2 separate regions of the Homo sapiens genome follow, and region 1 is linked to region 2. The links are chromatin contacts, found by Hi-C or POLR2A ChIA-PET in ENCODE. All regions are on one chromosome and are shown on one strand. Each heading gives the region's core, a stretch centred on a gene start or an enhancer-like site at or near the end of the contact. The rest is flanking DNA. Distances are from core to core; before and after follow the strand shown. Region 1 overlaps DPF3 (double PHD fingers 3). Region 2 overlaps DPF3 (double PHD fingers 3).

Region 1 (3,958 bases), core at 1,184-3,683, 67 kb before region 2:
CGCTCTTGCGTTGTCACCCAGGCTGGAGTACAGTGGTGCAATCATAGGATTATAGCTCACTACAGCCTTGACCTCCTGGACTCAAGCCATCCTCCTGCCTCAGCATACGCAGTAGCTAGGACTACAGGCCCATGCCACTATGCTTGGCTAAGTTTTTAAAATTTTCTGTAGAGATGGGGTCTTGCCCAGGCTGGTCTTGAACTCCTGGTTTCAAGTGATCCTCCTGCCTCAGCCTCCCAAAGTGCTGGGATTACAGGTGTGAGCCACTGCACCCAGCCATTTGTTCCTCTTTTAAAATGCTTTATCTTCGTATGTAATTGTCTGCTACTATAGACCGTGGGATCCCTTTTTGCTCTATCTCTGCAGCTTTCATTGGATTCCCAGCCCATCATAATCCCATGGACTCCCAGACACACACACCTGTGTGCCCTTTTCTCTGACTTCATCCCCTCCCAGTTCCTCTCCTCCCACCTTTGCCTCTGACTTCTGCCTCCTTGTGGATCATCTCCATGAAGTGCTGTTTGTGGGCATCCCTCTCTTACTGGGCACCCCTCTTTCTGCAAAGTGCTTGCATCACACACTGTCTCCTGAGTCCCCATGGCTTTGTTTCGGGACTCTCAGTGACGTTTGCTTCTCTCGATGCCCTCCCCGCAGGCTCTCTCCCACCTTCTGTGTGCCCTGTAGTGCCTGGGAGGCCTGACGGCAGGCTTTCTGGAAGTCTCAGCGGCTGCTTTCTTGGCTCTGTCCGCATGCGTGCTGCCTCCTCTCCCTCTCTCGGTGGAGCAGGGGCCACCGTCGATTGCCCTTCTCTGTTCTGGCTCTCTTTGGAAATTGTGTGGCAGCTCGGTGATTAATAGACTTTATTTTTATCTGGTGCCCTTCAGACATGTGATCCTTTGGGATAGAAATGACCTTTGGAGAGGTCACAAGGCCCACCCCCACCACCCCCAAACTGGGCAAGGAGTGCTTTTAATAATCTCTAATGCATCCTAAGTAGAGAGGTGTCTGGCCACCTCCTCGAGCGTCCCTAGGGATGGTGTTACCATAAGCTGCCCTTTCTTCCATGATGCCAGCTGTGCTTCGAATGAGTGTTTTTCCTTAATAGGAGCTGAAGATTTTCTCTCCTACAGGTCCCCTTGTCGTTTGCGCATCTTTCCCCTACGAATAGGCACATTAGGGCTTTGTCCGTCTGGGAGACCTTCTGAACATCCCATATATTCTTGGTTGACTTAGGGCCCCACCCCATAGTCTCTATGGCACCCTGCTTGGAATTCCCTTCCAGGTCTACACTTAAGCATGGCACTCCTAAGAAGTAGCATCAAGTCCAGGTGGCTCAAAGAGCAGCGGACATATCTCCTTACTTATGCCCTGTCCACCCTCTCAACAGCTTACTAGTCGGAGCCTGTCCCAGCCTCGGTGTCGATGCCTCTCCAGGTGCATGCTCTTTTCTACTTATGCGTTTGATTATTCCTTCTTCCATAAATCAGTCTGCATTTGGTCCCATTGAGTCTCAATAAACAGATCCAATAATATGTGACTTCAATATACAAGATTCAATAAAGGCAAATTTAAAGACATTGCCCAGTAGTTAAATTTCATTCTCCACAGATTTGCCGTCCCTGCCATTTTTGTATCATCTATGGTGTGATTTGCATAATTCCCACTCCATCTTTCAAGTTATTTATGAAAATATTAGATCACCTTGGACCCCAACCCCTTTCTGGGTTTATGTGTAGTGGTAATAAGCTATATTCTGATGTGATTTATTTAACCCTTCCTGGAATGCATTCCTGAATATAGTGGTCCTGTGTGTTCTTGCTCCAAGCTTCCTTTGCAAAATGGGTGGCTTGAATATTATTGTAGCTGCTAACTGCAGGTGATAGAGAGTTTGCTTGATGCCTTTTACTCAGTCATTGAATTTCTTCCGTCTCAGAGAAATGTTAAATCACCTGAACATGATTTATGTTTTACCCAATCCATGGTGTATGGATGTATGAATACTTTGTTTTCCAGCAAGTAACCAGTCTCTTTTAATTACCTTGAAAGTTTACCAAGCTTAAGGGTTAAAGTTCTGTTTCTTCCCTTTTAATCTCTTGCTTAAGGAAAAGTGTTTCTTATGCACAAAAAAAGCAACTGAATAGGACATTGTGGAAAAGTCTGTTGGTGTTTGTGAAAGTGTAGGCCCGGACCAGCTGCACAGCAATGCCTAGACGCTTCTTAGAATTCAGACTCCTGGGCTCCACATCAGACCTCCGGTATCAGAATCACTGGAGGGAAGGCCAAGGGGCCTGCATTTTCTGAGCGCTCTTCAGGGGATTCTTGTGTATACTGGCTTTTGACAGTGACAAGTCTACTTCATTTAAACATGAAGGCTTCTGGCTCCTGACTGCTCAGCTCTTATTATTTTCTGCTTTTTGCATCTGGACATTCTGGAGTCTCCAGGAATTCTCCAGGCAGGTTGCCACTGGCTTGCATCAGTGTTTTAGTTGGTCTCCTTAGAATCTATTCTTTCCATTTATTTCACATTGATATACAACTCAGCTATCCAGCGCTTGATTTTTAATTCACTTAATCGCTTTAAATCCTAGCAGTATCCTTAGCCCCATTTTGTAGGCAGGATGATAACTGGGGACAGGCAGGTGGAAGGAATCCTTGGGTTTGGGCTGCTAGAAAGTTTTAAAAGTCATTTCAAGAGTTTGCCTCTTCTCTTCCTAATTGCTCCCAAGCCCGAATTTTTCTGTTAGCGTCATTGGAGCAGACTCCTGATGAGAGACCCACTTTTCCATTTTCTTTGTTCAAGAAACATCATAGCAAAGAAGTTGGTGATGACGTTGTGATATTCAGGGAGAACATTTTGTCTCTAAGCATTAGCCATGCAGGGAGGAGCAAAGCAGGCATATGCCCTTTTGCTAGACACAAGGGAAGCAGTGTAGGAAGTTTTCTTTTTTCCTCGAAGTGTTTTCTGAATCATGGTCTTAATTCCTGTGAGTAGGTGCTTAGGGTGTGTAGAGCGCTAGGCTAAGTGTTTCACATGGATTATTTCTGTAAACCCCCACACCAACCTGGAGAGGCAGGGACAGTTGACCTCACTTTACCGTGAAGAAACTGAGGCTCAGAGAGGTGTAGGGCCTTGTCCATGGTCACACAGCTGGGATCTAGGATGCGAACAGTGGGATATGATCCCAGCGTCCTCAACTCTAGAACCGCCATACCCTAGGACATCTTCCATACTAACTGCCCCTTACATATGCTCTCCTACCCTGGAGTTTCATTCTCTTGAAGGCTGCGGAAAAAGCATTTTCAAAGTTAATTAATGAGAACGCACAACTTACTTATGAGGTGAAGCCCTGGCCGCTGTCGATGGGCAATTTCTAGGCATCAGGCGGGCAGGCTGGAGTCAGGTAGTAGTTACAATTGAAGTAGGATGGAAGGAATTATATGATTTCCAGTCTTTTAAATTTAAATCTATTAAAATCACTGCCCCCCAACTACGGCATTAGGCTAGATTAGTGACAAAAGGCAAATAGACATGGCTAAAGCCCTCCTAGAAGCATGACTCACTCCTGAGTCACGTCAGGTGTCACACACCAGGAGCGGGCCCTCTCAAGGCCACCTCTGTCTCAGCAAAGTCTCTGTTCTCTACCACCTCCACCCTACAGATGTGCGTCTTCAGCTGTGTGGCCGCTTCACCCTGTTGCCTCCCTTCTAGAAACCCAGTCGGGGAGTGTGTTGCCACACCCAGTGGGGGTAGTATCAGAATAGGGTCTAGGGTCTCTTCCCGTTCTAAAGTCTCTTGTTTCTTGGCAGTGGTGTACTTCAGAGAGAAGGGTATCAGGCTGATGGGAGGAGCAGGCTGGACGTTTAGTCCTGGTTCTACACCTCAGTTGCTATGGCACTGGTTTCCTCCTTTGTCCGTGAGGGGATGGCTCCTCCTTTGGGCCTCCGGACTGCCCTGATC
Region 2 (3,901 bases), core at 911-3,410:
TAGAAAAAATATTAGCCATCATTAAAAAATCCCTTCTTACCAGCTTGGGCAGCATAGGGAGACCCCATCTCTATATAAAATTTAAAAATTAGCCAGGCATGGTGGCACATACCTGTAGTCCCAGCTACTGGGGGAGGCAGGTAGGGGGACGTGGATGCTGAGGAGGAAGGATTGCTTGAGCCAAGGAGGCGGCAGGTGCAGTGAACCAAGATTGCACCACTGCACTCTAGTCTAGCCTGGGTGACAGAGTGAAACCCTATCTCTGAAAAAAAAAAAAAAATCCCTTCTTAGCATCTCTGTTTGCTTTGAAGACAGAAGTATGTGACCGTAGCAATACTTGAGTCCAACCACAAAACATGGCCACCATTTGGTTTGGGTCTTAGCTGTTGTGATAGAGTTTCTGCCTCATGGAAAGGAAAACAGAAGTTATATATCTGACCAGTGACCTGCTTAAGATGTGAGTCCTTAATTCTCACATGAAACTTTTAACCTATTCAGCTTAATAGTGCCTAGCTCAGGGATGGCAAGTTGGTTTCTTCTTGTATGCAAACTCTAGACCAGTGACAGCCACTTGGAGTGCTGTGCTGAAAAGGATCATAAGGTCTTATCCATGCAGATTGGAAGACAATGTTGAATTGATTAGTAATGTCTGCCCTGGGTATGGGATAGAATGGTGGTATACGTGCCACATATTTAGCTATCCCTGAAAGGAGGTCAGATTTCTGGTGATGTATTCCTAATTCTCTCACACCTAATGCTCAGGTGAACCAGAGCCATTTTAGAGATGGTTGATGGTTTCATTTCTCTGATTATGGAATGGAGTTTGTCACTGCTTATCCAGAAGGGCCTCGTGAATCTTTGAACACTTGTGAGGCTCTTGTCTACCCTTACAAAGTACCAGGAAAGGCCCTCCTGCTGCACTACTTTAATATTGATGGGTGTTTTTGTATTGAATAGGCCAAATAGACTATATGTCTTAGGGCATCATTTCTATTAAACCTGAAGACAGATGCTGGTCACTGGAAATAGCCATTGATTTGCTTTCTCTTGTACTATTCCAACTCTCTAATTTCTCCAGAGGAAAAAAAGAAAGCCCATGTAAAAATCATCCCCTCTAGCTTTCTAAGTAAGCAGCGAGATCAATTCTCATTCAGGAATTTGTTGGATAAATATTTGTTTGATTGTCAGGAAAAGTGGATGAATCTTAGATGAAAATTTGGCCGATGGAAACAGATCTATCAGTTGGGTTTAGTGATCACAGATACAGGAGGAGTGCAGACCCGGTGCTGCCTGGATGTTGGGGCTTGGAAGCAAATGCATGCAGAGGTAATACGACGCCAGATGGTGCCGGGTTTTGTTGTACTCCCATGGAGCTCCAAGGATGTTTCTCCCGTATGCAGTGTTGGCTCAGTGCAATTGCTGTTTCTTCTTTTTGAGGGTGTTGAAGGACATCAGGTGTCTCCAGGGCTCAAGACACCTGGGTGAGAGACTTCAGGGAAAGCTGGTTGTCACCATCATCATCCTCATTTTCCATTCTCCTGCCACTGCAACTTGGAAAGTGAATTCATGACTTGGGGAAATCGGGAGGTGGAGAATGAAAGGGGGAAAAGGATTGAAAGGAGCCAGTGAGGCTTCGTTGGGGTCTCCAGTGGGGGTGGGGTTGTGGGTGTCTCGATTGTAGTATAGTCTTGTGATGACAAAAAGGGGATCCTTCCTGTGTGCTCTTTTGTTCCTTTCTTAGACAAGGTGAGTGGGGAACACTTCTGTCCTTTCTTGACTGACAGTGTAATGGAGGTGTGGTGTGAAATTGGCTTTGGATGCCAGCCGTCTTTTGTGCTCCTCTCAGAGGCTTCACAGGGAAAGCTGGTGATGGGCGGTCACTTGGGGGAGCCCTAGGGAGGACCTGGACACCCAGCTGCAAGTGGGAATAGCTGGCCTGGCAAGTCTGAGTGGGACTGTGAGGTGGCGGGGGGCATGACCCCTCCTCACTCCAGCCAGGGGCTGAGGAGCTTCTGTCAGGAGCCGAAGCCCAGTAACACCACCATAGGCTGCTGACCTACTTCCTGCAGCCTCCAGGCCCCTTTGTGTGGGCTGGACTGGCTCACTCCTGAGCAATTCTTCCCCAGGGTTTTCCAGGATTAGTCACTGCCAGATGGTGAGGACTCAGTCCTCTGCCTCATGTAAGCAAGTCTGGCTTCTTGAGGGATTTCGCTAGAGGCATGGAGCATTGAGGCTTAAAGGGGCCTGAGGGGACAGCTAGTTCACCCTTATGTGGTGCAAATGGAGGAAACTGAGGCATGGAGAGAGTCAGTGACATATTTCATCATGCCCTGGCAAACTTCTTATGCATGCAAGGAGAAAATGTTGCTATATTTAGCAGCTTAAACAAGGAGCTGAAATGCCATTGGGTTGCCACTTTTGGGTTGGCCATCCTAGGACATGGTGTAGTGAGAGACCAAAGGATTAGAATGTGAAGACATGGATGTTCCACTAGCCCTGGCTCCACTACTTACTTGCGGGCTGCCTGAGCCATTCTGAGCCTCAACTTCTTCATTTGTAAATCAGGAATGTTCCTATCTGTTCTGCCCACCTCACAGGATCCCCACGGGGAATCAAAACAAAATCAGTCAATAGAAAGGTGCTTCCTTGGAAAAGTTATAAGGATCATTAAAGTATCCAAACATGGCTTTCTTTAGGCCAGAATACTAGCTGCAGGTTCTTCCTCTGCTCATATCAGTTTGGCTTACTTCTAGGAAGCCTCTGACTTTCTAACACTGGGGTTGTGTTCTGGGGAACCTAAAGGGGAGGCTTGTTGGAGGTGAGAGAGGCTCAGGCAGGTGGAAGGAAGGCAGAGCAGGGTGAGAGTGAGACAGGGGCATGGAGGGCAAGGCCTGAGGGGAAGACGGCAGGCTCTTTGGTGCAGTGAGTCTCCTCGGGCCATGCCATGGAAACAAGTTGGACCCAGGAAACCGAAGGCAGATGCACTCACCTTGCTGTAAATGCTGAGGGGTCACACCCATTCATATTGCCACTGAAATTATCTTTGTTCCCACTATTAGCTCTTTTAAAGGAGATTCACTGAAAAAAAATAATAACAGCATGGAAGAGATAAATGATCTAAAATCCCAAACCCTGCTCCTCTCCTTCATTGTCCAGCCCAGTGCTGGGCCTCACTGTGGCTGGGAGCACAATGCAGACACTGCCTAAGCAGGAGTTCTGTCAAATGTCTGGTGTTCAGCCAGGCCCCTTACTGTTCCTCCTTTGCCATTGTATTAGTTAGCTATTGCTGTGTAACAAATTATCCCCCAACTTGGCAGCTTAAAACTGCAAACATTTATTATCTCATAGCTTCTGAGGGTTGGGAACCTGGGAATGGCTTGGGTGGGTGGTGTGTCACAGGGTGTCCCATGAGGCTGCAGTCCAGATGTTGGCCAAGGCTGCAGGCATCTCAAAGCTCCATCAGGGCTGAAGGAGTCACTTCCAAGCTCACTCTCATGTTGCCATTAGGCCTCAGGTCCTCATGAGCTGCTGCGTTGAGAGTCTCAGTTCTTTGCTGGCTGAACAGAGGCTTCCCTCAGCTCCTTGCCATGTGGGCCTTTCCATGAGGCAGCTCACAACACAATAGCTGGCTTCCTCCAGAGTGAGTGATCGGAGACAGACAGAGACATAGAGACAGAGTGCACAGTCAAGACAGAAACCACAGTGCCTTTTATAACTTAGTCTCCAAAACTGCATATTGTCACTCCTCTTTACTGTGTTTGTTAAAAGCAAGTCATTAAACCCAGTCTACATTCAAGAAGAGGGGAATAGCCTCCACTTCTTGAAAAGAGGAGGACCAAGGAATTTGTGGGCATTTTTGCAAAGCACTGCAGCCACCAACATTGCTGCCTGCCACCATTTC

Evidence for each region. A loop is a pair of places that touch in the nucleus more often than their neighbours do. ChIA-PET counts read pairs that join two places held with the same protein, here RNA polymerase II (POLR2A). Pooled maps may share reads with other maps.
Region 1: a map of PC-3 shows a loop between it and region 2 (3-fold over the local background). The contact joins two enhancer-like sites. A Hi-C loop is called at or near these places in 1 of 168 maps with a recorded cell type or tissue (PC-3) and 2 of 50 pooled maps. POLR2A ChIA-PET finds 5 or more read pairs at or near these places in 1 of 52 experiments (GM12878).

What each region holds. Positions count from the first base shown.
Region 1 is chr14:72,708,911-72,712,868 of GRCh38, reverse strand. The region is part of intron 6 of DPF3 (double PHD fingers 3); the gene reads left to right. Among named protein-coding and RNA genes, the nearest start is that of DPF3, 180 kb to the left of the region's middle. Within about 2 kb of position 2,433, at least 3 of the 41 ENCODE cell types and tissues checked have a DNase peak (open chromatin) inside an H3K27ac peak, as active enhancers do.
Region 2 is chr14:72,641,675-72,645,575 of GRCh38, reverse strand. All of the region lies in intron 8 of DPF3 (double PHD fingers 3), which reads left to right. Among named protein-coding and RNA genes, the nearest start is that of MIR7843, 130 kb to the right of the region's middle. RefSeq lists an enhancer at 1,352-2,551. Within about 2 kb of position 2,160, at least 7 of the 41 ENCODE cell types and tissues checked have a DNase peak (open chromatin) inside an H3K27ac peak, as active enhancers do.